7 separate regions of the Homo sapiens genome follow, and all the other regions are linked to region 1. Evidence: chromatin loops called from intact Hi-C (ENCODE). Cell type or tissue: chondrocyte. All regions are shown on one strand.

Region 1 (4,000 bases):
GGGAAGAACCGTGCGAAGATGGCTTCCAGCAGCCCTTCCAGCAGGAAAGCCTCTGATTGGCCAAGAGAGGGTCACATGTCCATCTCTGAACCAATAAGAGCATTCAGATCAGGCCTTTGATTGGCAGGCCTGGGTCCCGCCCGGTTTATAAACAACTCAGAGAGGATGAGCCACCCTCCCAGATCACACAACATGGCTGTCCCTTGCTCTGCTCGTGTGTGTGTATGTGTGTGTGTGTGGTGTGGTGCGTGTGGTGCATGTGTGTGGTGTCTGTGTGTGTGGTATGTGCGTGGTCTGTGTCTGGTGTGTGTATGGTGTATATGTCTGTGTGTGGTGTGTGTGGTGTGTGTGTATGGTGTGTGTGTGTGTGGTGTGTGTGTGTGGTGTGTGTGGTGTGTGTGTGTGGTGTGCGTATGGTGTATGTGTCTGTGGTGTGTGTGTGGTGTGTGTGTCTGGTATTTGTGTGTGGTGTGTGTGTGGTGTATGTGTGGTGCGTATGGTGTATGAGTCTGTGTGTGTGGTTGTCTGTGTGGTGTGTGTGTGTTGTGTGTGTGTGTGGTGTGTGTATCTGTGTGGTGTGTGTCTGGTGTATATGTCTGTGTGTGTGGTGTGTGTGTGTGGTGTGTGAGTGGTGTGTGTCTGTGTCGTGTGTCTGTGTGGTGTGTGTGTATGTGTGGTGTGTGTCTGTGTGGTGTGTGTGGTATGTGTGTGTCTGTGTGTGATGTTTATGTGTGTGGTGTGTGTGTGGTGTATGGTGTGTCTGTGTGTGGGTGTGTCTGTGTGAGGTGTGTGTGTGTGGCGTGTGTCTGTCTGTGTGTGTGGTGTGTGTCTGGGCCCCCAAGCTCTGGCTCCTGTAAGGCCACCTTTCCTGCCCCCTCCTCCTCTGATCACATCGTCGGGTATGAGCCACAAGTCCCACCTGCTCTGCTGGACGGGACTTCCCTGGCCGGGGTGGGGCCTCGCTCATCTCTGAACCTCCTCTCCCAACCCACCCTCCAGGGCGCCTCCCAGCCCTGGGCCTCGCTTGCTGTGTGGATTCTGGGAGCCCTTGGGCTGGGAAGGACCTATGGTCCCCACCTCCAGGCACAGGCAGCTCGCCCCCTCCAGGGGCTCCCTGGGGTGGCTGGTTTGGGGGAAGTCGATCCGACCCTCCACCCCCTAAATCGGCCCGGCCTCGAGTCAGGGACGTCCCCCAGAGGCTCCGATGCCCCTTTCCAGCTGCGCGACTTGGAGCAGGTTCCGCATCCACGATAGCGAGGGGGTCCGGGCGCGGTGGCTCACGCCTGTAATTCCAGCACTTTGGGAGGTCAAGGTGGGCGGATCATCTGAGGCCAGGAGTTTGAGACCAGCCTGGCCAACATGGTGAAACCCTGTCTCTACTAAAAATACAAAATTAGTTGGGCGTGGTGGCAGGCGCCTGTAATCCCAGCTACTCGGGAGGCTGAGGCAGGACAATCGCTTGAACCCGGGAGGCGGAGGTTGCAGTGAGCCGAAATCGTGCCACTGCACTGCAGCCTGGGCAACAGAGCGAGACTCCGTCTCAAAAAAAGAAAAAAGAAGAAAGAAAAGAAAAAGAAAAGATAGCGAGGGGATCAAAGGGCTTTCTCCGGGCGCGGCGTGGTCTCAGGAGGACGCATGGAAGACGCGCACACGCGGCTCCCCTTCCTTCCCCCGGGGAGGGTGACATTTCCCAGCCAAGGCTGCCCTCGGGAAAGCAGCCAGGGAGCCCGAAGGCTGGATGCTGAGCGGGAGGAAGGGGCGCCTGCCTGTCCCTACCCACCGTCGCTTGCGTCCCCACGGGCACAGCTCGCAGCCTGGGCCTTGCGTCCTCCCTGACCAGGGCCCGCAGAGAAGGAAGTGCGAGAACAAAGGAAGGGTCCCCTGCCGGCCGCGCCCACGGCCTCCGCGCACGCACACGGCCGACGGACACAGCCCAGAGCGCGATCCTTCCACGCCGGGGCCCCCGCCCTAGCGGCCTCCCGGACCTCGGCTCCCTCGCACGCCCGCGCGGCTGGGAAGGCCCGAGGGTACGGGGGACCCGTTTCTGGAGCCTTCGCAGCCGAGGCCCAGCGGTGGCAGCTGCGGGGATCGGGAGTAGGGGGTGGGGCAGGGGGCCCGTCCGCCCCGGGTTCGCACCCCGTCCGGTGCCCGCGCGTCGCTCTCGGTCTTGGCCCAACGGGGTGTGAACCTGGGTGCCCTAAAAACACCTGGGATCTCCGCGGACCGACGGCGGTGGGAACGGCCACGGGGGACGCTGAAGCCCCGCGGGTCCCGGCTCCGCACCACCCTCGGCCTGGGCGACGGAAACCCAACTGCAGCCTCGCGGCGCCACCTACCGACCGGATTCCGTAGCTAGATTCCCGGCCCCGGGGCGCCCCGTGAGTCCCGCGGTGTACCCGGCTCCCTCTGGCTCCCGGTTCGTCTCTTCCTCCTCCGGGGGCTCCCACCCCAAGTCTCGACGCCGCCCTGCAGCAGACAGCCCGGCCCGGCTCAGGCCTCGGACTCGGTCCTCGTGGAAGGGGAAGGGGTGTTTAAGCTGCCCGGGTCCAGGCGGTATCTCCTGAGCCCGGGGAGCTGAGGCCCCGTCCCCCGCGCCACCACAGGGAGGGACCATTTCCACGTTTACAGAGGGGGAAACTGAGGCCGAGGACCGAGCCCTGACTGTTTTTATGTGGAATTGGGGCAGCTGAACCAGGCCTGCAACCTCTTTCCGCCCCTCTCCAGATCTCTGACCCTGCTCGTCTCCCAGCACCACCCACTCATCCCGAGAGCTCTGCCCCTCTCACTCCACCCAGCCCCCAGCTCTCCTCTGAACCCCCCAGCCACATCCTGCCATCTGTCCTCAGGGACTGCACCTGCCTGTTTAACTCTGTCCTGGATTCTTTGAAAAATCACACACCAGGGAAAGAGGCCCTTGGAGACCCAGCCTCCAACCCCACCGTAAACCCCAGAAACCAAGGCCCTCACCGCCCCACTGTCCTGGCCTGAGCTCTGCGAATTAACATGGTTGTCTGTCTAGACTGGATCCTTCAGTCACCGCCCACCACTGCCTACCGGGCCCAGCGGGGACGTGGCACTTAACACTTGTGCAGATGACAACAGTGAGGGCCCTGGAGCTCATGCTCTGGGCCAGCCGTGAGAATCTCTCCTGTGACCCTCAGCAAATCAGCCCTGTGGGGTGGCAGGACAGTCCTGTGTCCTTAACAACAGGGATGCATTCTGAGAAATGCATCAGCTGCGAAGAGCATAGAGTGGATTTACGCCAGCCGAGATGGTGCGGCCCCTACACACCTGGCTCTTGCCCCTGGGCTACACTCAGGTGCCGCCTGTCTTTGGACCGAATGCTGTAGGCAACCGTGGCACAGTGGGAAGTATTTGTGTATCTACACATAGAACCGGTACAGGAGAAATACGGCGTTGTGATCTTATGGGACCACTGTCGTACATGCAGTCCCTTGATGACCGAAGCGTCCTTCTCTGGCGCATGACTGCATTATTGTTCCCATGGTTCTACAGATGAAGCTGAGGCTCTGCGAGGTCAGGCCTGTCCGAGCTCACACGAAGCAGGTGAGTGGCAGAGCTGAGATTCCAGCCCTGACTCCAGCGTAATTACTTCTCCGCTCTGCCCAGGCCTCCTAGCCCAGTCCATGGCCAGCACCTGGATCCCCGGTTGGGCCGGGCATCAGCAATGGTGACGTGACCCACCCTGACATGGGGCGTGGCTACCCACTCACACATACATCATGTGAGTCACACTCACATGGGTCACATGGTGTGAGGTTCCAGCCCACATCTGGCCCTCAGAGTTCCCAAGTGTCAGATGCCTCTAGGCTGACCCTCCCATTTTATAGACTCAGTCCGCCGAGGCACAAGGCCTTGCTCGGAGTCGCACAGAGCAGCTATGGCCTAGGCTGCTCAATACAGCAGGTAAGACGAGAGCCCGGGTCCCAGGATCTTGGACCTAGCAGAGTTTCCAGGGCTGCAACTTTCACCCTGTAGG
Region 2 (4,000 bases), 890 kb before region 1:
TTCCTATGCCCCAGACTTGCCTAAGTGATCCTTTCGCATCAAGTACCACAGCAGGACCCTGTTATCACCTCCAAACCAGGTTCACCCCTTCACTGCTGCCCCATCACCAATTCCTGAGGCATGGATTTCGTCACATCAGTGCCCTACTCAGAACTTTTTCCAAGTTTCCTGTTGCTTCTGAGTGGAATTTGCATTCCCCAGCCCTGTGTAGCAAAAGGTGAACATTCCTCCTGGAGAAAGTAGTCTTCGGGGCATACAAATAGGGTGGGCATTTCATTTGGACGTGGGGATTGGGGAAGGATTTCCTTTTTGCTACACTACCAAGACAGTGAGATGGGGACAGAGGGTGGGTCTAGGCTTAGAGGATGGTCAGAGTTGGAAACCCCTCCTAAACTGACAGCTTGAGGGTGCCTTGGGGAAAATGGCTTGGTGCAGGGAGGTTGGGGGAGAGGCTGTTGGGAGTAGAGTGACTCCCAAACCAATGTGGGGTGCCCTTGCCTGGCACAGTAGGACCAGATATCCACACCAAGGTTTGTAGTGGGAGAAAGGAAGGCATTTACTTGCAGGGTGCCAAGCAAGGAGAATTGGGCAGTTTACGTTTAAGACCTGAATTTTTAGATGGCTTATAGGTGATAGGTCCCTGTGCCATTTTATTGTGAGAAGCCAGGCTGGGATATGTCCTAAAACAACTGTGTAAATAGAAGCTGGAGCCACCAGGGCTGAGTGTAGCAGAGACTGCTATACGATCATCAAGCCATTTTCCTCTTCCTAGCACCCAGCTAGACTACATTTCCCAGCCTCCTTCGCAGTTAGGTGAAACCATTTGACTCAGTTCTGGCAAATAGAATGTGAGGTATGGTTACTTCTAGGCCTGAAAGGCAAAGCGCCATGAGATGACAGAACCATAACATGGAAGGGGCCTGGGCCCCTAAGTGACTGTGTGGAACAGAGCCTCCACCCAACTGTGCATTAACTTGTGAAGTGAGTGAGACAAAAACTTGTGTTAAAGCACTGAGATGTTGGTGTTGTTATTTACAGCAGTTAGGTTGTCCTGACTAACCCACTGTTTCTCCCTCCATGTGCCCTGAAAAATGACTGTCCCCCATCAGTGGTGGGATGTGTGTGCTCCTAGCTCTGCACTGTCTTTCTGTCAGTGGGAGGGGGTTCACCGAGCTGCCAGACAGCCTGTTTTTCTCTTTATGAATAATTAATTTTCAATTATACAAGCAGTTCATAAATACTTTCTCCTTTTTGTCTTCTGTAAAAAATACAAAAATATTGATAAAGCTCAAGTCCCTTTTAATTCTTTCCTGCCACTCTCTCAACCATAACCACCACCACCACCACCACCACCACACAAAGTCCTTTCCCGAAGTCTCAGAGATTGCTACTCGTATTTCCTTTTGAATCATTGTTTCAAGTATTTTTTATGCATCCATACTCATATAAAATTTTAAAAACTTACTTTGGGTGTTTCTGTTTTTCTCGTCCTCTTTGTCTCTACATAAAAGGTACTACTCTAAGTATTTGACTCTTGCTTTATTTGCCCAACAATATCTCTCCAGGTGATGTCATAGATTTACCCCATTCTTTTAAATGGTTGCATAATACTTCATAGTAGGGCCATGCTATGGTTTATTGAGCAAATTCCCTGTTGATAGACATTTGGGCTGTCTCCAGTTTTTTATTCTTATGGAAAGTACTTCAGTAAAAACCCTCACAGAGGTCTCCTTGTGTACATGTGCAAACATTATCTCCAGAGGAGATACTGGCAAGTGGATTTCTTGTTCTTCAAAGTGGTGATACGAATTTCCATTGTGACCAGCAGGATCCAAGAGTCCCGAATTCCACACACTCTCACTAACATTTCATATCAAGCTTTAATGCTTTAATTTCTTTTTTCCAATCTGATGAGTGAAATATAGTTCAAAGTCACTTAATGTTTTATTTCCTTGATTACTAGTGAAATTGAACATTCTTCAAGTTTATTGGCCATTTGAATTTCCTTTTCTATAAATCGACTGTTTTTTATCATTTGCTGAGTGTTCTATTGGGCCATTTGTCTTTTTCTTATTGATTTGCTAGAATTCTTTATATATTCTGGATGCTAATCCCTTATCTGTTATATAAATTGCAAATATTTTCTCCCAGGTTATAGCTTGTTTTTAGCTTGTTTATGGTGTCTGCGGTCATTTAGGTCATTTAGAAGTGTTACATTTTAGCGTGGGGAGGTCTATCAATTGTTTCTTTTATGCTGCTTGTTTTGGGCGGGTCTGTTTTCAGCTGTGACACTGAAAGGCAGAGAAGCCAGCAGCCAGGAACACAGGCCCTCCCTCTGGTGGACAGATTGGATTTTCTGCTCCTCTCTGTGAGATAGCAGTAACCTCAACTGACTCCTGTTGGGGATCTCAGATTTAACTTGGTGTGAGAGGGTAAGAAAGATACTCTTTCTTCTGATAGGGAAATTAACATTGGAATTGTAAAGGTGATTTTATTTGTACCCTTTACAAAATAAGTTCAGCCAAACATATGGCTTCTATTGCAAGTCCTTGATAATCTGGCCTCTGTTTCTCGCTTTATTTTTATTTTCTAGAGAGGAGGCCTGTCTCTGTTGCCCAGGCTGGAGTGCAATGGTGTGATCATAGCTCACTGTGGCCTTGAATTCCTGGACTCAAGTGATCCTCCCACCTCAGCCTCCTCAGTACCTGGGACTATAGGTGCATGCCACCTCTCCTAGCTAATTTATATATATATATATATATAATATATATATATATATATATTTTTTTTTTGTAGAGACAGAGTGTTACTTTGTTGCCTAAGCTGGTCTCGAACTTCTGGCCTCAAGCAGTCAGCGCACTTCAGCCTCCCAAAGTGCTGGGATTACAAGCATGAGCCACCATACCCAGCCTCAGTTTCTCACTTTTATTGTTAACTACTCCCCTCCATGTAGGCTTCACTCTAGTTCCATTTAATTATTTACCAAACCAAACTCATACTTTATGTGTGTCTCCAGGAATTTTAATATGATTATCTGGCTTTCGAGAGATAGGAAAAAAGTCGTGATGACACCTATTTTGAGCCAGGCTCTGTGTTGAGTGATTGGGTCAGTCAGGATAAGCCAAGCTATGTTGCAGTAACAAAATCCCAGGATCTTACAGTGTCTATTTCTCACTCATGCTACTGTCCAGGTCAAGTTGGCTAGGGTTTGGCAATTCACTTTTTTTCTTCCAGAATCCAGGCCGCTGGAGCATTCTCTGTCTGGACCATTGCTGGTTGTGTTTGTTGTTTTAGTAGGAAAGAAAATGTGAAAATGTGGCCAAATACAAATTGACTCTAGCAGTTTCTGCTTAGAGTGACATGTCACTTCTACTCACATTTTGTTGGTCAAAGTGAGTTACGTGGCGAAGACTGACTTCAATGGGCTAGGGCATTAGTGGCCAAAAAAAATCTGGATTGGCCCTGTTCTTCTGGTCACCACATGTTCAATTCCCTCTACCTCCTACATGTAGAACATGTTCACCTCCAGGCAAGCAATCCAAAGTTCCATCCAGCCACTAGTTCAGGCTGAAGCCCAAAGTCCAGGATCTTGTGTGATCTTGTGATCAAGTTGAAACTCATTAGGGAGAGGAAATAACTGGCTCATTTTGGTTCAGAGATCTATGAACCAAAAAGACCGGCTACCTCCCACCCACAGACTCAATATGCTGTGGTGAAATGGAACAGGGCAATCTCAGTTAAACACTTCTATTCGAAGGGACCAGAATGGGAGACACATGGCAGTCAGAGCACTGGAGAAATTCTGAAATCAGGCTGGACCCACATTTCAAAGGGTTCCTTCACTGGGCACGGGGAATGTTCCTTGATCAGGTCCTGATTCTGTCTCCCGGGAGGAATGCCCTAGTCTTGCATTCTCCAGGGCTCTTGGATCCTGAGGGATCCTTCCTCTTCTAATGTTGAACTCTATGGGACAGCTTTTGTGAACCAAAATGGTTGAATA
Region 3 (4,000 bases), 220 kb before region 1:
CATCAAATTAACACATCGGATTCCAGCATATTAATGTCAGAATGCTTTCACCTGATTATTACTGCAAACCATTGCCACTCTTTGAATGCAAAGATATAATTAAATTGCTAAATAGAAAGTGCATATAATATCTCCACATGCATTTAGGATGCATGAGCTGAAAAGTGCACATCCTAGGAAGTGACAGATTCTATTTGTAGGGGAGAAACTTTACTTTTTTTCCCCTTTTATTTACTTGAGAGTACTAGAGTATGAAATTAGAAAAGTTAGTTATGTTATTCATATTCTATATGAATTAGATGAAATACAGGTTTAATTTAACTGATTTGCTACACTGACTATGAGTACATAATTACCTCTGCATTTTTCTGGAAGAGAAATGGGACAATGTTGCAAAATAGTACTTTGCATCAAAATTGCCCATTACACATAATCCTGGTGGTGGATTCGTCATCAGAAAGTGCTTAGGAGAAACTAGATTGGCCATTCTGACAACTGTCTTTTATGTAAGGATTACTTTCTGTCTCAGCTTAATCTAATATGTGTTCTATTATATTTAAAATAAGAATTCAGGCAGAAGCCCAGCTGTGGTTGACCTTTTGGCTCAAGGAGGCAGCCCAGCAGGAAGAACTTGCTTTTTATTAGTCCCTGTTTGTCCCAGGTGATACTTGGGCCAGGCTTTCTGACTTGCTGTCTTTGTTATCCACAATCAGCCTTGCTGTCCCTGTTACTCACACTTAGATTTGGCTACTCTCCCTGTGTCCTCTACCAAGCTCTGTTGGCGCTGTGCATTGAAATCTTCCTTAAATCTCACTTCTTTCATGAAGTCTCCTTCAGCAACTCACACTTCATAGACTTCTCTTTTCAGCTTTGGGATTGAGCGGTCTTGCATTTACAACAGCTCACTTAGCAGAGCTAAAGGGCTTGTAAATTCAAAAAAGGGAAGTAGTGATTGCTAGGAGCCACCATGGGTTTCCTCAGAACCAAGCAGGGCAGAACAAGCCCATTTCTTTCTTGGATAGGGTTGTTAGCTAGATAGAGGGCTGTGGTTAAAATTCTTTGTTCTGAATTTCAGTAAAGCATCAATTTTTGCATAGTATTCTTGCACGCAAGCTGGAGATATTCTCCAGTCACATTGTGGTCAGGTGGACTTTGCACCTGGCTGAGAGACGAGGCACAGAGTGGTGATTAATGGATTTATGTCAAACTGGAGAGCTATCTTTCGTGGCAAGCTGTAGGTCTCTTGTGTGTTCATTGCTGTCAGGGACCTGAATGAGAACATTGATGATAGGCTGATGACACTTGTGGAAGGCAGAAGGCTGGGAAGAATAGCAGGCATGTGCAGTGACAAAGTCAGGGACTAAAGTGGTCTTGACACACCAAAATGATACTTGCACTTAAGTCATAAGATGCAGTCATTTGTGTATGGGGGTGGCAGTGGAAAAGGGGAAGAGGAAGATGAGGTTTAACCAAGTAGCACATGAAAGAAAAGGTTTAGGGTCATGGTTAATTGTAACCTCAGTATGATTCAGCAGAGCCAGGTAGTTAGAAGGAAAACTCATGCATTCATTTCTCAAATATTTCTTGAGTGCCTGTATGTGCCAGGGACTTGACTAATGCTGAGGATACAATAGTGAATGAGATAGTCCCTAATTTAATGGTATGTGTAATCTTGTAGGGAAGTCAGACAATTATAATATAGCATAATAAATGCTATGAGAGGAAAAGTTTAGTATGGTGAGTTTCTTCTTTTTTTTTTTTCTTTGAGACGGAGTCTTGCTCTGTCACCCAGGCTGGAGTGCAGTGGCGTGATCTCAGCTCACTGCAGGCTCTTCCTCCTGGGTTCAAGTGATTCTTCTGCCTCAGCCTCCCAGGTAGCTGGGACTACAGGCATGTGCCACCATGCCTGGCTAATTTTTTTGTATTTTTAGTAGAGATGGAGTTTCACCATGTTGGCCAGGCTGGTCTTGAACTCCTTACCTCAAGGGATCTGCCCGCCTCGGCCTTGCAAAGTGCTGGGATTACAGACATGAGCCACCACGCCTGGCCTAGTATGGTGAGTTTCTTAGAGGAAGGACACCTGGCCTGGGCTTCGCATGGGAGAATATCAGGGAAGACTCCTTAGATGACCCCTAAGCCAAGCCTTGAAGGATGGGAGGAGGTTAGGCAGGAGGCTTCTAGGTAGGTGAAGTGCTGGTGTAAACATCTGAGGTGAGAGATGCTGGTAAATTCTGGGCAATGAAAGTAGTAGGGTATGACTGGAATGTGGAGGCTGAGAGCAGAGGAGGTGAGAGACGAGGCTTGATCAAGAAGAGTTTTGATTTGCTCCTGCTAGTTGTATTTGGAGCAGGAAACTGACATCCTTACGTCTGAATAAATCACCATGGCTGTGGTTAGCAAAAGTAGGGAATTTAGTGTGGTGAGGTATAGTAAGTTCTGTACAACAGACATTTACAACTATAAGTGTCTATTCAGACAAGTGCCACAAGGAGGTGGTAGAGACTAGGAACCGGGTGGGGCATATGAGTTGGGCTTTACAGAATCCATCCAGAGAAGATGTGAACATTGCCTGAAAATAGTAGAAGGGTTCTTGGGTAGAAGATGCTCTGCATGGCTCTGCCAGGCTGGACAGAGCAAAGGCAGTTGTCTTCATTCATTTTATGTTGCTATAACAAAATGCTGGAGACTGAGTAGTTTATAAAACAAAAAGGTTTTTATGGTTCACAATTCTGATGGCTGGAAAGTTCGAGATTGGGCATCTGCACCTGGTGAGGGCCTCAGGCTGCTTTTACTCATTAAGGAAGGCAGATGGGGAGCTGGGGAATGCAGAGATCACATGGTGAGAGAGGAAGAAGGACACGGGGAGGTATCAGGCTTTTTTTTTTTTTTTGAGACAGGATCTCACTGTATCACCTAGGCTGGAGTGCAGTGGTGTGATGACAGCTTGCTGCAGCTTCAGACTCTTGGGCTCAAGCAGTCCTTCTGCCTCAGCCTCTCAGGTAGCTGGGACCACAGGTGCATGCCACCATGCCCAGCTAATTTTTAAAAATTATTTTTTGTAGAGATGGCGTCTCCCTTTGTTTGTTGCCCAGGCTGGTCTCAAACTCCTGGGCTCAAGTGATCAACCCAACCTCTTTTTAATAAGCAGCTGTCTCTGGAACTAATAGAGTAAGAACTCACTTCTCAGGGAAGGTATTAATTTATTCATGAGGGATCTGCCTCCATGATCCAAACACCTCCCATTAGGCCCCATTTCCAACATTTGGGATCAGATTTCAACATAAGGTTTGAAGAGGACAAACATCCAAACCATAGCAGAGGTGTTAATCATCTTTCCATGATTAAGGGTTCAGTGTTGGCTGTTTGTGTCCTAACTCCCTAGACTTGCATTGACATACCAGGGCTGCTGCACTGCTTTGGGCCAAAGATTTCCTCATCTGTAAAATAATAAACCATACAATATGTGAAGGCCAGAGATAGTGTTTTACAAAGCACCTGGTATGGACTTGTGCTGAGTAGGAATCTAGCCAGTTATTGTAGAATCGAGTTATTGGAGGCTGGGCATGGTGGCTGATGCCTGTAATCCCAGAAGTTTGGGCGGCTGAGACTGGGGAATCACTTGAGCCCAGGATTTCAAGACCAGCCTGGGCAACATAGGGAGGCCCTGTGTCTGCAAAAAGAAAAAAAAAAGAAATTAGCCAGGTGTGGTGGCACGCGCCTGTTGTCTCAGCTACTTGGGAGGCTGAGGCAGGAGGATCGGTTGAGCCGGGGAAGTCGAGGCTGCGGTGAGCTGTGATTATGCCACTGCACTCCAGCCTGGGTGACCGAGCGAGAGTTCCTGGACCCTTGACTGTCTCAGAGATTACTAGAGTTAGGTGTCACTGATTCCTGGCCTTGACTGTTATGTTTCTACTTTGTAGGGGTTCTAAGGCCTTAGTTGACCCTAGGCTCAGTGTCCCCTGCCTCTCAGTGCACTTCCATCCTACTTCCCCACATAGTT
Region 4 (4,000 bases), 990 kb before region 1:
CAGCTTCTCCCTCAGGACCATGGTGAGGACAGCCCAGGTCAGCAGGAAGGGTGGGGTGAGGCTACTGGAACCACACATTGCAGATTTTCTAGGAGAGCCCCCGCAGGATGGATGTTCACATAAACATGAGATGTCCCGAAAATCCTAGCCAGCTGGAGGCCAGACTACATGTTTCTGACAGACTCTGAAAGGGACAGAATACCACCCATCGTCAGCTCATGCCTGCCTACCCTGGACGGAGACACGGTGTCCGCATCACCAAGGGAGGGCCCCGGACGTTGTGGGAGGCCCCTCTGAGCCTTCCCTCTCAGGGAGGCTGCACAGCAGCAACTCTCCACTATCCATACCTCCTCCTCTGACCTCGGCACTGGTGAGTGGAGGAAGGCAATGGCTGCAAGTCAGATACAGAAGCAGCATCGACGACGGCTTGAGGACCTCTGAAACCAAGGCCCACTGCTCTGTGCCCTCCCTGCCCACTGCAGGGCCCTGAAGTTCTCTGGACAAGGTGTCTGTGACCCTAACACGTAGTTCTGCCGAACCTGAATTTCTGTAGGTGGGGAGAGGGAATATGACAAGTTCCTTAAATACGGCTTAAGAAACACTGATTGCTCTAGTTCTCCTGCAGTCTGAAGGATCCAAATGCCGTCTGACCACCCCTAGCATCTGGGAGCGCATCACCCCTCAGGTCAGCTTCTTGATGCCACAGAATTTTCACCTTGGGGAAGCTGTCTTTACTGATTTTTTTAAAGTGTTAAGCCTAAATCTATCTCCTTGTAACTTCAGTCCACCTGACCTAATTCTGCCTTCTGGAGCCCCCAGCCATCTCTCCACCCCTCCATCCCCACCTGGAAACACTTCTACTTTCTCTCCTGCCATTGACCCTTAAGACATCTGCAGCAGGCTGGCCTGTCTCTACTCAGCTCCAAACTGGATTCCTCAAACTTGACACTGGATTTGGGTAACCTCTGCCTGGTGGTGTGAGGCAGTGCACACGCCCCAGGAGCAGGACTCCACTCAGGGCCTCCCGCTGTGCACACCAGGCTGTACTCCACACACCCACGCTCCGACCCCCGCCATTTCACACACTTAGCTGCTAAGCCAGGCCTCAGTTTGGCTCCTGTGTGATGGATTTTTGAACCTCGGGGGCCCTCTCCGCCTGCGCCCATCGCCTCCCATGGCTCCAGCAGGTTGTTCTGGCTGTAGAGGAGATGCAGAGTATTGATTCTATCATTCAGCACGTCAGCTCACCCTAATGACTCTGCATCATCTGCAAATTTGATAAGCATGCCTCTGATGTCTTTATCAAGCCATGGTTCTGCTGCTTGCTGAGCTAGAGGGCTGCAGCCCACCAGGGGACTCCTCCTGGGTCGACACAGAGCCATTCCCTTATCACACTGGGGACTTCTGGTGCTCCAGCGGTTGTGAGCCCACCTGCCTCCTGGGGCTCTTCCCAACCTCTGTCCCAGCAGCAGCGGAACCTCTTCTTCCCAGCAGAAACAGGTGACGCCCTGCATGTGACAGACGGTGGAGGGGCTGCTCTGATAGAGGCCAGGAAGGTGTTTCCTCTCTTGGCCCCCTGCCCCAGACAGCATCACAGAGCTGAATCAGAAACCCCACCATCTGATCACATGCCCAAGGCTGACTCACAAAGCTGGGCCCAGCCCCAAAGAGGGCCACAGAGATGGGACTGTGCCTCCGTCCCCAGGCCAGCTCTCTCCTGTTGATCGACGTGCATGACATAGGCAGGCAGGGGATGGAGCGCCTGCGGCCAGAGATATGGAGAGGCTCTGGGTCCCAGAAGAAGTGGCTGCCCTTCTTCACTAGAAGACAGTCAAGAGATGTGTGTGGCGATGTCTGTATGTGAGATGAAGCATCACTGTATGAGGGAGAGGAGCTCTGCCAAGCTACCTTCTACCACCTTAGCCACCAACTCACTGGATACAGCCCAGGAGCATCCCTCTCCCTGGGGACCTGCCTGCTCCAAAAGGACAACTCCAAAGCCGGTGACACCACAGCATTTTCTGCAATAACGGAGCTTCTGCGGGAAGCTCCTGCTTCTAGAGGCAGTTCCTGCTTTTGGACAGAGAAGGCAGTGCTGCTAGAACCACGAGGTCCTCAGGTGATGGCCTACAGACGGTGCAAAGATCCACCTTTGTCTGAAGTAAAGCTGGGAATGAACGGCATTCCAAAAAATGGCAGGAAATTCTTTGAAATCTGAGCGATGACACAAGAAATGGAGGCGGAGCACATGGTTTTGGCTTTGGAGAGGAATACAGACTCAAGAAGGCAGCAAGATCTGTGACCCACCGCTTCCTAGGTCCTCCTGGCTGGCCTGGGCCAGGGCTCTGCGGCGAAAGAGCCTGCCACTAGCTCCGGCTCAGAACCGCATTCCCCGCCACCGCCACGGCTGGGCAGTAGAGGGCGCTGCGTCACCGCGCTCCCAGAGGCCCGATCCACGCCACACAAAGACCGCACTGGACGTGGTTCTCAGGTTTATGGTTAAGGCTACCTGAGAAAAGAGTAGCAAGATGCAGACTTGCTATTACACGATATGATATCACCTATGTAAAAAGTACACAAGAAAAAGACTTGAGGGAAATATAACAAAAGGTTATAAGCATCTGCTCGTGGGAAATGGAATTCCTGTTTTTTCATACTTTCTACATTCTGCCAATTTTCTACAAGCCTGGATTACTCTCGCCATAGGAAAAGACCCGCGCAGTGCTCAGGGACCAGGGAGTAGTCTGGAGGGGTTGCCAGGGACGCATTTATGGTGAAACTGAATTCGTGCCTGGATTCAGGTAGGCGCTGGGGAGCTCCTCGGAGGCTCACCACATGCCCTCACCACCACACGGGCTCGAGATGCCCCGGAAGCGCTCACAGAAGAAGACCCAGCACAGGCCCAGCCCAGGAGCCTCTGGGAGGGCTTCCCGGGAGAGAAGTCCTCTGCGCTGAGACCTGTCAAACACACCTCATGTGCAGGGAGCACCGGGAGCAAAGGCGCAGAAGCCAGGGGAGGAGGAGGCTGCCAGCGCACGTTAATGTCTGGGGCTCTGGCTGGGAAAGGGAAGACAGGAAATCCCGGAGCTGGTGTGCAGCCCTGCAGGCCCCACTGAGGGGCCTGCCTTACCCTATAGGCTCCTGGTAGACCCCCAGCACTCGGAGCACAAGCCCCAGCCACTGCTCCCCACCAGAGGGGAGGTGATCAGATTCCTCCTCTGGAGAGTGTAGAGACCTGAAGCCTCAAGGAATAAAACAGCATACTCATCCTTTCCTAGGTCTTCAATGGAAAATTTGAATGAATAATCAACATTTCATTTTAAAATAAATCAAAGATACTGGATAGGAAAACAACACACAAAAAAACCCCACAAAAACCAAAAAACCCTGATGGATGAGGCTTACATAGGTGTGCATCCTACCTGTAAATTACCGCACAGGAGAACTTGGGACAGACAAATGGCTTTTACTTGGAAGCACTAATGAACATTCAATTATCCTGTTGCATATTGGCTGACTTAACTCAGCCAAATTAGAATACATTTTATATTGACTATTTTGACATTTGTTTTATTTGGCAAGTAAAACAAAACTGATCCGATTTCCTTGCAGCCATTGTAAACCATAAACTGTACAGCAGAGGTGATAAAATACATAAGCCTTATAAACATCTGGTTCTGACGCACTACCCTCCAAACCCACCAGGCTGCCGGTGGCTCGGTGTTCTCGGCTGTCTTGCTTCAGGTGCAAGTGACTTTGCTCTCACAGTCACCAGCAGGCTTCTGAGAGCTCTCTCTGCTTTATCTGAGAGAACTGGTGTTCTTTCTTTAACCACAGAAAGTCAAAACCTGCCTGAGGTGGTGCCCATTTCTGGGCCCTTCTAGACCACATGATGTCAGCAGGGAGCAGCTGTAACAACTTCAGGGCAACTGCTCCTGTGGGGGCTTTCCAGCCTCTGCAAGGAGCCCACACTTGAGCTGCTCCAAGTACAAGTGATGGG
Region 5 (4,000 bases), 750 kb before region 1:
CCCACCAGAAACCAAATGTGGGCAATGGCCGCGTGCCTAGGGAAGACGTGTGTGCACGTGTGAGTGTATGGGTGCACACGTGTGTGCATGGGTGTGAGCCAGTGTCAGTGGAGAAGAGTATGCACATGTTCACACGAGTGTGCGTGCATGTGTGAGGGTGTTGTGAGTGTCTGCACACAAGCGCTTAGGTGTGAGTATGTGTATGTGAGGGTGAGGTTGGTCCTTTCCCTGTCGGGAGGCTCATCAGCCTTTGTTATTTTTCTTCCCTTAGATTGGAAGATTGATGAGGGCAGGGGCGGTAGCTGTATGTAGTTCTCCCCACTGCTCCTCCAGGGCTTGACACAGTGTCTTGCACATGGCAGGGACGTAATGACTATTGGATGAGTGTGTGAGTGTGTGCAAGTGTGAATCGGTGAGATCAGAATCACAGCTGCTGTCAGAGGAGGACCACGTCAAGAAGCTTTCAGCCCAGACGTGTGCAGGAGAAAGTAGATGCTATATCTGTCAATCACTGTCTTTGATTTTTCTCATTGCTGTGACCCCACCTCCATCAGCCACACAGCACAGTGAGGCCCCAGAACCACCTTCGCCCCCACCATCTGCCAACTGTCCCTGTTCTTATGGCATCGTGCCTGGCACGGCCCACTCCCTGCAGGACATCCCTGGATCGTGGGCCACTGACAGCTGAGGGTGAATGGAAGCCCTCACTCTAGAAGCCAATGGAAGGTCAGGGACACAGGTGCATGACTCAGAAAGACCAGGGTGACTCTTACCTCCACGGCCCTGTGACCTTGAGCAAGCGATGGCGTCTCCCTGAGCCTCTTTCCTTATTTGGCAGATGGGCCCTAGGGCTGTGAGGGGCTCTGACACCCTGTGTGGGCCCCGCACTGGGAAGAATGAGCCTGTCATGATGTCACAGAGTTTCAGCCAACCTTAGAGGGCCGGTGGCAAGGTGGCCACTGCCCATAGGGACCCCAAAATGAACCCCTGTGTCTCCATATGCCCGGGGCCCACAGTTGAAGATCTGAGACCCATTCACCCGATGGGCTGCCCTGGGGCCTTAAAATCAACCCTGTTGTTTGAGGGTGGTACGGGCAGGGCTCACAGGAGAGCATCAAGGGGACGACACATACAAGTCCCCACTTTGCACACATCCCTAAGAAAGCCGGGTGGGGTACCTCAGAGGTAGAGGGAGAGGTGAGGAGCACTGGGGCCGGGCAGATAGGTCCACCTCCATCACCTGAATGGAAACCTCAGCAGCACACCGGCCCTGCCCATCTTGCCGTCACTCAAGTTAGCTGAGCGCATAAATCATTTGTCACTCTCAAGTTGAGTGACCTTGGCAAAGCACTTCACCTCTCTGATCCTTCACTTTGTCATTAGCAAAAGGGTTCCCACTGCATGGGCCACCGAGGCCTGGCTGAGTGAGGCGTGTGCAGTCAGCCACGGACGGGAAGGAAACCATAGCAGCAATATTTAATATTATTCACAAAAAAAGGAAAGAAAAGAAGGATATATGTAAGGGTGGGTATCTCTAGGTGATAGAATTAAGGATGTTTTTTATTTTCTTCTTGTTCTTCTTTGTATTTGTTAGGTCCTTACTGGCTTTATAACCAGGAGAACATAATACATTTACTTTACAATAAATAAGGAAGTCTTTTATAAAATTCCCAGGAGGGGGCCAGGCGCAGTGGCTCACGCCTATAACCCCAGCAGTTTGGGAGGCCAAGGCGGGCAGATCACCTGAGGTCAGGAGTTCAAGACCAATCTGGCCAACATGGGGAACCCCTGTCTCTACTAAAAATACAAAAAATTAGCCAGATATGGTGGTGCACGCCTATAGCTCCAGGTACTCAGGAGGCTGAGGCAGGAGAATTGCTTGAACCCAGGAGGCGGAGGTTGTGGTGAGCTGAGATCGTGCCACTGCACTCCAGCCTGGGTGACAAGAGCAAAACTCTACCTCAAAATGAAATAAAATAAAATAAAATAAAAAAGTTTCCAGGAGGGGGCAGGTTTTCCCAGGACCCTCCTCGCTGCTGCTGAACCTGAGGATGATGGCACCTCACTCCTCCAGCCTGGGGGCATTTGCGCCCCAGGGCTCAGGGCTGTGCAGGGATACCTTTGGGGCCCCAAAGCCCCCAATCCCATTTCCTCGAGCAGCTGGGGGGCCTGGCATGTGTGCAGAAGAGGTCCATTCCCTTTCAGGCTCACCTTCCTGCTGAGCAGTCTCACAAAACCTCTGAACCTGAGTCTGAGGCTCTTCCTAGGTGCACTGCCACCACCATGGGGCCAAACGTCATGGGTCCTTTCGCTGTCTTCCCAGGAGACTGGAAGTTCATTGTCAAAACACACAGACACACAGACATGCCTCTGCCAGGACCCACGAGCCCTTGCTGTACCTACCCTCCTTGTTCTTCCAATCCCTGTGCCAGGCATTCACAAATTATCAAAGCAAACTCAGCAGTATTATCCCCATTTCCGAGGCAGGGAAGCTGAGGCCCAGAGATGGGATGTGATTTGCTGCAAGAGTGCTGGGGGCGAGGCAGAATTCACCCCAGCCTGCCCGACACCAGGCCTGTGCCCTTTCCGTGACACTGTCTTACTAGTAACAGATGGCAGGGAGAACGCAGAACTAATCAACTGCTCTATTGATTTCAACTTCTCCATTGAGGAGATCGATCTTGCCATTAGAAAGGGGCAGACAGACATCGTTAGTGGAAATTGGAGACCCAGCTCAGGGAGGCAGTTGGCAGTGCAGTGGATGCTGCTCCGTCTGAGCTCTGGTTGCCTTACAGGCCCGGTATGGGTCATGCCTAGTGGGCACCAGACAGGAAAGGGTGGCCAAGGCTCTGGGACCCATAGACCATGCAGCACCTGAGAGGTGCCCTCTGGCTGGCTAGGGATGGAGGTGGGCTCTGAACACCAGTTTCCAGTTCACTACAGTCATGGCAAGCCTTCTAGCCTCAGTCATGTTGTTCATCTGTCTGTCTTTCCATACATCCCTCCTTCATCCATCCATCCTTCCACCTCCCTAGTCATCTAACCTTTCCTGAATTCCTCCTCTGAACCAAGCACTGTGTAAGATGTTAGGGTTCTGAAGGGGAACCTTGGCATGCCCATCTTCTAGTCAGGGGCTGGGGACTGATTGCAATTTATCCTGTTTCACATTTTTCTCAGTGACCCAGATGACCCACCAAGGACTGGCAAATCACTGAAGTGACAAGCTAAACCTCAGGCCACAAAATAATCCAGATGTAAATTCTCCCTAGAAGTTGGTCCTTTTCCTGTTGGGGGGCTCATCAGCCTTTGTTGTTTTTCTTCCCTTAGAATGGAAGATTGATGAGGGCAGGGACCGTGGCTGTATGTAGTTCTCCCCACTGCTCCTCCAGGGCTTGACAGGGTGCCTCGCACAAGGCAGAGGCCCAATGGCTATTGGGTGAATGGATAGATGGATGGATGGATGAATTGTTGGGTGGATGGGTGGGTGGATGGATGGATGGATGAATTGTTGGGTGGATGAATTGGGTGGATGGATGGGTGGATGGATAGATGGATAAATGATTGGATGAATGTATGGATGGATGCATGGATAGATGGGTGGATGGACGGATAATTGTCGGATGGATGGATGAACTGGATGGATGGATGGATGGATGGATGGACGGACGGATGGATAGATGAATTGTTAAATGGATGGGTAACTTGGATGGATGAATTGTATGTATGTATGGGTGGGTGGAAGGATAGATGAGTGGTTGGATGGGGGGGTGAGTAGATGAGTGGATGGGTGAACGGATACATGTATGGGTGGATAACTGAAATTGTTGTGGCTCAGAGAGGCTCCCAGATGCAAATCTGAAAGAGTTTAGGAGCTTATCCCTTCCATACAGTTGTTTCTGCAGCTTGAATATCCCATTTTGATTTGCTTAATTCTGGTGGAAGGGATCTCACTATGCAGCCAGCAGCCTACTCCATGGCTGGATGGCTCTCACCGGAGACT
Region 6 (4,000 bases), 150 kb before region 1:
ACCTCACGGGCTCAAGTGATCCTCTCACCTCAGCCTCCTGAGTAGCTGGAACTACAGGCGCATACCACCATGTCTGGCTAATTTTTGTATTTTAGCAGAGATGGGGTTTTGCCATGTTGCCTAGCTAGTCTTGAACTCCTGGGATCAAGCGATCTGCCTGCCTCAGCCTCCCAAAGTGCTGGGATTACAGGCATGAGCCACCATGCCTGTCCAGATATTTTCTTAATCCTAACCATAAATCAAAGGCCTCTGACCCCTGCCTTCCCCGAGGCCAGATAATCTTCCCCCCTTTACAGTTTTGTTTGTATCTGTTTTATATATATATTTTTTACATTTGTATTGTAGCTAGTGTAATGCTTATTACTTTTCCTCCCTACTATGCTGTAAGCTGCTTTTAGGGCTGATACTAAATCTCACCTTTGATCTAAGAGGTTAGGTTCTTTGTCGTAGCTGCAATAGGGCTCAGTGAATGTTGCAAGAATAGAGTAGTATAAAGACCTTCATTTCACACTGTTTTTCTCCCCTTTGCATTGCCATGTGTATTCTCTCTATCAAATGAAGTAGGATTTGGGATTTTTTACTGTATCACCAGGCTTGGGGTAAAGAAAAGCAGTCTCCTCAATTTGCTTGCTGTGCACCATACCCTCTGGTCTTCTTGTCCCTTCCCTACCTTGGTATTCACTCGCCTTTTTGGTTTTCCTTTCAGTGACAATGTCAGTGCCTACTGCCTGCATATTGCTGAGGATGATGGGGAGGTGGACACCGATTTCCCCCCGCTGGATTCCAATGAGCCCATTCATAAGTTTGGCTTCAGTACTTTGGCCCTGGTTGAAAAGTACTCATCTCCTGGTCTGACATCCAAAGAGTCACTCTTTGTTCGAATGTGAGTACTGACTCTATTACTTCTCTCGGTATCTCATCCCAACCTTCTAGCATTTTGGATCTGATTTTGGTTTTGTTCATCAAATAAATGATATTTGGCATCTGGAGAGTCCACTGGTAATAACGATGACTCCCAGAGAGATGCTGAGGACGACATTCGCATTGTATTTCATGCCTCTGCACCTAGGCTACGCAGACTGCTTTGCAGTGGCACATTGTGTGAAGCAGATCTCTGAACGGCATGTCCAGAGCCAGGCCTCTGGAAACACTGGTGCACTGGGAGCCTGTGAAGCAAAACTTCTAGGTTTGCACCTTCTCTGCGAGGAATACACACTAACTGAAAATGTGCACTGTGGCCACTTCTCTCTTGTGACTTAAAATAATTTTCTCTCAGACCAAATTTGACCTTCCCTGTCAGTTGCCTGCCTTGAGACTGAGCACATGTCTTCAGCTTTTTTTTTGTGCCTTTCTCAGAAAAGCGTGTGTAAATGCATAAAATAAAATCCACTGGAATATAAAAGTATTCTGTTATTTAAAGTTATCAGATTATTGAACAAATTCATGATATAGTAATATGTGTGGCTTTACTAGTAGATTAAACAATATCCAGCTGTATACCTAACAGTAACTCCTGAAGCCTGTTGTTTCAAAGCGGTGATGAGCATAAATGGTATTTGAGAAATCTGCAACAGCTGTAATGTGCTGTAGTGTTAGCTATGACTTCTGTTCATGACAGAGTCACTGGCACTGTGATTCTGCTGTGATTGTTTGCCTACACTTATAAATCAAGGAAATGCAAAATATTAGAAGTTAGTGAAAATTAAAATGTAGTTTTTATCCATTCAAGTTTATGAGCTCCTGAGTTTTATCCACATGTCCCAGTTGTTAAGGGAAAACCTGCTGCATTTGGATTTTACTCTCAAACCTAAGCTTTTTTTCAACCTAGGCCTCAGCAGTCCTTCTCATGGCTGTCTCCTGGGAACAATAGCGATCCCTTTGGCACCCCCTGCTGTTAGTAACCAGCAAATTCACTGCTCAAAAGGGATTGCTTTAGAAGACATTTCCCTGTCTCTCTCAACATACTGCCTTTGTTTGAGATTGTTACAGAAAATAGGGTTATGCTACATATGATATATGAGTATTTTGGCTCTTTCTACCCTTGAGCAAAGAAAGAATAACTGAGTACCTGGGGGTAAGCTGGGGAGTGGGCCCTCAGGCTTTCATGGTGGCCGTTTCATCCCTACTACAAGGTCAAGTTTGGTGTAAATAACAGCAAATTTTTTCCTGCTTTTTCATTTCAGAGGTACTAAAATAACTTTAAAGGATATTTAAAATAATTGAAAAGTTGGCCAATGATGCCTCCATCTTAACTATTTTTAATCTTGTATAATAATCGTGTGTATATGTTACTCAGTTTCACTTGTAGCACACATATTTTTGTGTTATTTTTACTTGACATTAAATTAGGTCAGGCGCAGTGGCTCACGCCTGTAATCCCAGCACTTTGGGAGACCGAGGCAGGCCAGGATTTGGGAGGCCGAGGAGGGTCAAGAGTTCGAAACCAGCTTGGCCAACATGGTGAAACCCCGTCTCTACTAAAAATACAAAAATTAACCGGATGCAGTGGTGGGCACCTGTAATCCCAGCTACTCGGGAGTCTGAGGCAGGAGAATCGCTGGAACCCGGGAGGCGGAGGTAGCAGTTAGCTGAGATCGCGCCATTGCACTCCAGCCTGGGCGACAAAGTGAGACTCCATCTAAAAATAATAAATTATAAACGTTTCAGTATTTGTTCTTAATTCCTACAGTCTGTATTTATGTGCCAGAGATCTAGGCAGAGACAGCACTACCCTCATGGAGCTTACTATCTAGTAGTGAGACAGTTGTCAAATAATTAAAATGTGATAAGCAGTATAAAAGAAAAGTGTATGGGTTGTAGTGGAAGCCGATCACAGAATATTTAGATTGCTTCCTTGTGTGGTTTTAATAAGTAATTTGATGATGATGGTCATTATCTATATACCTTTTATTCTGTTGAACAACTTCCTTAGGATCATGCCTTGTAAGTAGGATTATTGGTCAGAGTAAAAACATCTTTAGACTCACTTTTTATTGACAATAGCCCTCTGAAAGATGTCCTAATTTACAATGTTACCAACAGAATTCCTAAAATCATTTTTATAGTTTTACCATTACAAGGTATTAGAAGTTTTTTTTTCTACTCTAAAAGATATACACAGTGGCATTTCGATAGTTTTTACTTGCATTTTTATTGATTATTAATATGACTAGAACTTTTTCTACATGAATGTTAACACATGATCATAGCAGTCTTTTGAACCAGAAGTCCTTTTTTAAAGCAAGAGGCTTTAAATCACTGAGTTTTCAGTAGAGTGGAGTGGGGCTAGGATTCATATGCCTTTCCAGGAGGGGCATCTAAGACTACACAGTGTTTCACTATGAACCCTGCCTTCTGGAGAATAGGAAGGAGGGGGAAGGCAGAGAGTAACAACTGCTTTAAACTTAATACTCTGTTTTTTGATCCTGAATTACTCCCATCCCTGTGTTCCCACTCCCAGACACACACATAGCCCAGTCAATCCTTTTTCTATTTTAAAATTCAAGAGAGTTTATTTGATGTGTCTGGAGTGTTTCTGAAAACACGAGGTAAAGTGAAATCTTTATATGTGAGCATTAAGAACAAAAGTGTCAATAAATTTTCTTTTTCTCAGTCGTCTGATGAAATAGTACAGATTACTGACCGTTTGCCCTGTGTGTATTTTCTTGGTTCAGCAACCTCTTACTCGCCTTTCTGGTCTATATTCTAAGTTAGTAAAGCTTCTCCTACAGATGCAGAACAGAGCAGACCTTCAGGAGTCTGTAGGGATGTGTCTAAAGTTTCAGAGAAGGAAATCCCAGCAAAATAAATAAAGCCGTAACTACTCCTCCTCGTCATTTCCCCCCTTTCCTCCTTCCATTTGTCTCCCAGTAGAGGAGGGACAAGAAGTGGCTGGGAAGACACTAAGCTGAAACAGAAAGAGGCAAGTAGGTTTGACATAGGGAGTGAACTAATACTTACTAAGGGCCAACTATGCATATGCTATCTCACTTAATCCCAA
Region 7 (4,000 bases), 1.1 Mb before region 1:
AATGTTTTAGGGTAAAATAAAGCTGTCTGTAGTTCTTACCTTCTAATAAATTTCAGATGGATTAAGTAGTTGAAAAGTATTTAATATTTTAATATATAAAATAATAAGGGAAAACAGGGGTGAATGTTTTCATAATCTAACTATGACACAAAGCCCAAATAAACAGAGAAAATTGCCCACGAACATTTTGAAACTTTTGTATAGCAGAACACATCATTTACAAGCTGAAAAGACACTGATTAAAGTGTGTGTATTTGAACTCATAGAGAAAAGTTTGCTCTCTTTAAAACGTAAAGAGCTCTTTAAAATCAATGCAAAAGCTACAGAAGCTGATAGAAAACAACTGAGCAGAGAGCGAGCAGAAGACGCTCGCGTGAGAACACAGTGGCTCATAAGCACCTGAAAAGTTGTTCAACTTGAAGAGTGGCCAAATTGTTTTTTGTTTTAAGAGACAGGGTCTCTCTCTGTCACCCAGGCTGGAGTGCAGTGGCACAATCATAGCTCACTGCAGCCTCAACTTCCTGGGCTCAAGTGATCCTCCCACATCAGCCTCCTCCTGAGTAGCTGGGAAGAAAGGCATGAGCCACTGTGCCTGGATAATTTTTTTATTTTTGTAGCGATGGGGTGGTGCTATGTTGTCCAGCCTAGTTTCAAACTCCTAGGCCCAAGTGATCCTCCCACCTTGGCCTCCCAAAGTGTGAGGATTACAGGCGTGAGCCACTGCACCTGGCCAAAATAAGCAGAGATTAAAAATTAAATGGAGGGGCACATTAAGGTCCCAGTGAGTCTTAGCTAGAATAAGGATGTGAGGAAAGGTCCCCTCAGGCACCACTGGTGGGACTTCCAATAGCCCCGCCCTGTTCAAAAGGCAAATGGTAACATACATCCTCTTCCAGGGAAAGACCCAGGCGAGCCAGGCAACATGTACAAGGAAATCTATTGCAGCGGTGTAATTGTGAATAATTGGAAGCACCTCAAAAGTCAGTCAATAGTGGATTGGTTAGATAAATTATGGCATAATCATAAAAGGGAACAACATATAGTCATTAAAAAGGGTAAGGCTGATCTGTAAAGGAACATGCGAAGACGTGTAAGACATACTAGATAGTACAGAGGCAGGTCGCAGCCGGCAGTACTGCATGAGCCTGCTGAGCGTGTGTGTGTGTGTGTGTGCACGTGCCGCAGGAGTGGACGGAGGGGGAGGTTCACCTTTTACATGTTCCTGTAATGTTTGCATTTTTATAAACATGGACAACCTTGGTACTCAGGAAACACTAAATATTTAAAAAATCAATTTTGATCGGCAGGGGAGCTGCTTAGAATGATAAACTGCCCAAAAGAACCTCAACAATTTATGGGAAGATAATTAATCTTGTCTGTGGCATAAAACTGATTCCTGCGCTGTGGTCAGACGCTTGTAGAGTCTATGAAGCGGTGGTCCCAAGCTATATCCTGTATTTGAAAAGAAGCCTCAGACTTCTCTCATGATTTCTGCAAGGCATCTACTTTACTAATTCGTTAGGTTTCTTTGTTTTGGGCTGGAATTAGCTCAGTGTGACAGCTCTGTAGGAATTTGGGTGATAGTTTTGTGTCTTTTAGCAATATATTAAAGGGAGCAGACTAGGTTGGTTTCTTTTTATTTATCTAACTTTTAATATCTGAAGTAGGCAGATTTATTTCCCCAAACATTTCAGCTTTCTAACAGAAAAATAAAGAAATAACAAGGATTCTGGGCGGTGAAATATTGAATCTCATAGGCAGAGAAAAGGCACCTTATTTCCTGCTGCAGTTTAAGATCCTACCACTAGATGGTGCAAAGGGACCGCACATTTTTCAGGCTGCACCAGTTCGCGCCACAAAATTCTTCAACATCTAATAAGCACCAGGAAAGCTTTCCAAAAGTAGAAAGAATGAACAATTGTGCGGGAATAGGAACATTTTGCTTTTATAAAATTGGGACGCTGCCATTTCATTATTGATACAAAAATCTGCTTCACTTTATTCCTGCGGGACATAGGTCCCAAATCTACGCTAACCTCGTATATTTGAAGAGACCCGCAGAAGCCCACGCAATGCGGACGTCTAAAAGTTGAATTCAAAAATCCTTTTCACCTCATGCTGCCAAATGCATTTTCATTAATTCCACCTCAGTGTCGTGACGTAAATGCTAGTGGAATCGGCCCCAAGCTAAATAAGCAATAAGCCCCATTTTTCAACGCACAAACACATAAAGATGTCAGCTCAAACTGTTTACTAATTAACACTTAAAAAGACACAAATTAGATATGCGTGGCTAAGAGCAATTATAATCAAGACGGATTTCTCTAGTCATTTGGGAACTGAAAAAAATGCCTAATTGCTGGAACCAGTGTTTTAAAAACTGAAATCACGCCAGTTAGCAAATATGTTCATTTAAAGAACATTCCACGTGACTACACTCTTGAGGACTGACTACAAACATGAGAACAAGGAAAATATTTAGGTATAAAATTAAAACTGTAAGCTCCCTTAGATTTATAACTTCTTCATTAAATATGTCTGCAAACAGCAGCCCATAAAAACCTGTGGCAATTAAGTGGTTAAATGAACTGCCTCCCTTGTCAATTTTAAGCGGGTGATTAATATTAGAGCATCCCTTTACTAATTAGACCCTCCCTCATCTTTCGGCTTTAAAGTCGAATGAAAATGGAGGCTGTTGCTCCGCCAGGAGTGCGGCAGGCTAATGTGTGCTTCCTCCGCCGCGGTTTTGATGGTGGCACTCCTGGAAGGGAACGGGGAGCACTGTGGTTTCTGCTGAGGTTGGCAGCTGATAGAAACGGCTCCGCATGGGGCTGGAAGTCGCTCCGGACTTCTCCACTGCCCGGTGCCCTGTCATTACAGGAATGGTTCACTCCTGTTCTCACAAGGCTTGCGGGTAGTTAAGCACACAGCATGAAACCTACACCCAAGGCTGCTGCCTCCTGACCGGGATGGTGAGGTCTTCCACGGATGCCAGGGCGGGACCGTGGGTGGGGAGGGAGGATACACAGGTAATCAAGACATGAGGATTATTTTAGAAGCTCCCGCCTGGACTGCAGAGCCAGGCAGCTCCCACCCTGGTTGCGATGGGGAATCCATCAGCTAGAGAAATGGGGCAACTGCTTACCAGGGAAATAAAGAGCGGCAGAGACAGAGAATATTTATACACCCATCTCCTCACGCCCAGAGAAGATGCTTCATCATGGGCGCTGGCTGCGAAATTACACTTTCCAGGCTCTGGGACACAGACAGCCTTTTGTCTGGAGAACCGTAAGGGCTTCACTGGGACAACAGCCCCACCGGGTCACCCACTGCCCTCCTGCAGAGCCAAACTGGAGGGGAGGGGACAAGGCACGGACAGGTGGGGCCGGGACAAGAAAACTGCCCACGGTGGCCACGAGGCTGCCACTGACCAGCCCCTGGTCACCTCCCTGGCTGAGGGACGATGAGGTAAAAATTCACTTCCTCATGCCTGGGACTCATGTATGCGGGCCCTGGGAGGACAGCAAAGCCCCTGCTCTGGGTGCGAGGTGACGGAGGTGGCAGGAGCACATGGCTGCTGGAAGATGGCCAGGCAGAAGGCCACTGCTCTGTCATGGGGAGCCAGCAGGGTGACGGCGTTTGAGTTGGAATTTCTCTATGAATCACGGCTTCCTTCACTTTCAGCCACCCGCGCCATCATGGAGCATGTCTGAATCGTGAGAGGTTTTCTGTCTTTCCACAGATCCTTTCCTTCAAAATTTGCTCAATGGCGCATCCACTGATTCTAACTTTAAAACATGACCGTCCTTGGGCATTTTTCATGAAATTTCACCCAAGTGCATCAGGTACCACGACTCTTGGGGAGACCCTGGTGAAGAGCAGGGCAGCTACATCTAACCACGCTCCACCAGCTGCCAGGTGCCCTGACTGCCGCGCTGTGTGGCACGCTGGGCTGGGATGAGCAGGCCTGTGTTCCACTTTGGGGTGAGGGGGCCTGGGA

The links. A loop is a pair of places that touch in the nucleus more often than their neighbours do. Peaks named below come from ENCODE experiments on the same cell type or tissue, not always from the same donor. Only the 100,000 strongest peaks of a DNase experiment are listed, where the experiment ranks them.
Region 2: it touches region 1 in a loop (3-fold over the local background); 6 of 110 quality-filtered maps call a loop at or near these places.
Region 3: it touches region 1 in a loop (7-fold over the local background); 73 of 110 quality-filtered maps call a loop at or near these places.
Region 4: a loop joins it to region 1, with 5 times the contacts of the local background. A loop is called at or near these places in 47 of 110 quality-filtered maps.
Region 5: a loop joins it to region 1, with 3.0 times the contacts of the local background. A loop is called at or near these places in 2 of 110 quality-filtered maps.
Region 6: it touches region 1 in a loop (2.5-fold over the local background); 16 of 110 quality-filtered maps call a loop at or near these places.
Region 7: it touches region 1 in a loop (5-fold over the local background); 39 of 110 quality-filtered maps call a loop at or near these places.

What each region holds. Positions count from the first base shown.
Region 1 is chr9:125,406,481-125,410,480 of GRCh38, reverse strand. It overlaps LOC101929014 (a long non-coding RNA gene), which reads right to left and starts at 20. Exons shown (of 5, transcript XR_007061776.1): 1 at 1-20. RefSeq lists enhancers at 940-989, 2,192-2,786 and a silencer at 2,030-2,339. In chondrocyte, CTCF peaks have their summits at 2,093 and 2,327 (motif pointing left); no DNase peak of the experiment used is centred here.
Region 2 is chr9:126,300,530-126,304,529 of GRCh38, reverse strand. No RefSeq gene overlaps it. Among named protein-coding and RNA genes, the nearest start is that of MVB12B, 24 kb to the left of the region's middle. In chondrocyte, CTCF peaks have their summits at 2,123 and 2,356 (motif pointing left); no DNase peak of the experiment used is centred here.
Region 3 is chr9:125,629,987-125,633,986 of GRCh38, reverse strand. The region is part of intron 4 of MAPKAP1 (MAPK associated protein 1); the gene reads left to right. Among named protein-coding and RNA genes, the nearest start is that of MAPKAP1, 75 kb to the left of the region's middle. In chondrocyte, CTCF peaks have their summits at 2,292 and 2,492 (motif pointing right); no DNase peak of the experiment used is centred here.
Region 4 is chr9:126,397,084-126,401,083 of GRCh38, reverse strand. All of the region lies in intron 6 of MVB12B (multivesicular body subunit 12B), which reads right to left. Among named protein-coding and RNA genes, the nearest start is that of NRON, 11 kb to the left of the region's middle. RefSeq lists a silencer at 2,456-2,515. In chondrocyte, CTCF peaks have their summits at 2,211, 2,428 (motif pointing right), 3,663 and 3,870; a DNase peak (open chromatin) is centred at 2,400.
Region 5 is chr9:126,153,176-126,157,175 of GRCh38, reverse strand. No RefSeq gene overlaps it. Among named protein-coding and RNA genes, the nearest start is that of MVB12B, 170 kb to the left of the region's middle. In chondrocyte, a CTCF peak has its summit at 1,996 (motif pointing right); no DNase peak of the experiment used is centred here.
Region 6 is chr9:125,556,516-125,560,515 of GRCh38, reverse strand. It overlaps MAPKAP1 (MAPK associated protein 1), which reads left to right. Exons shown (of 12, transcript NM_001006617.3): 6 at 707-883. Among named protein-coding and RNA genes, the nearest start is that of MAPKAP1, 150 kb to the left of the region's middle. In chondrocyte, CTCF peaks have their summits at 1,677 and 1,894 (motif pointing left); no DNase peak of the experiment used is centred here.
Region 7 is chr9:126,489,292-126,493,291 of GRCh38, reverse strand. All of the region lies in intron 9 of MVB12B (multivesicular body subunit 12B), which reads right to left. Among named protein-coding and RNA genes, the nearest start is that of NRON, 81 kb to the right of the region's middle. In chondrocyte, CTCF peaks have their summits at 1,596 and 1,809 (motif pointing right); no DNase peak of the experiment used is centred here.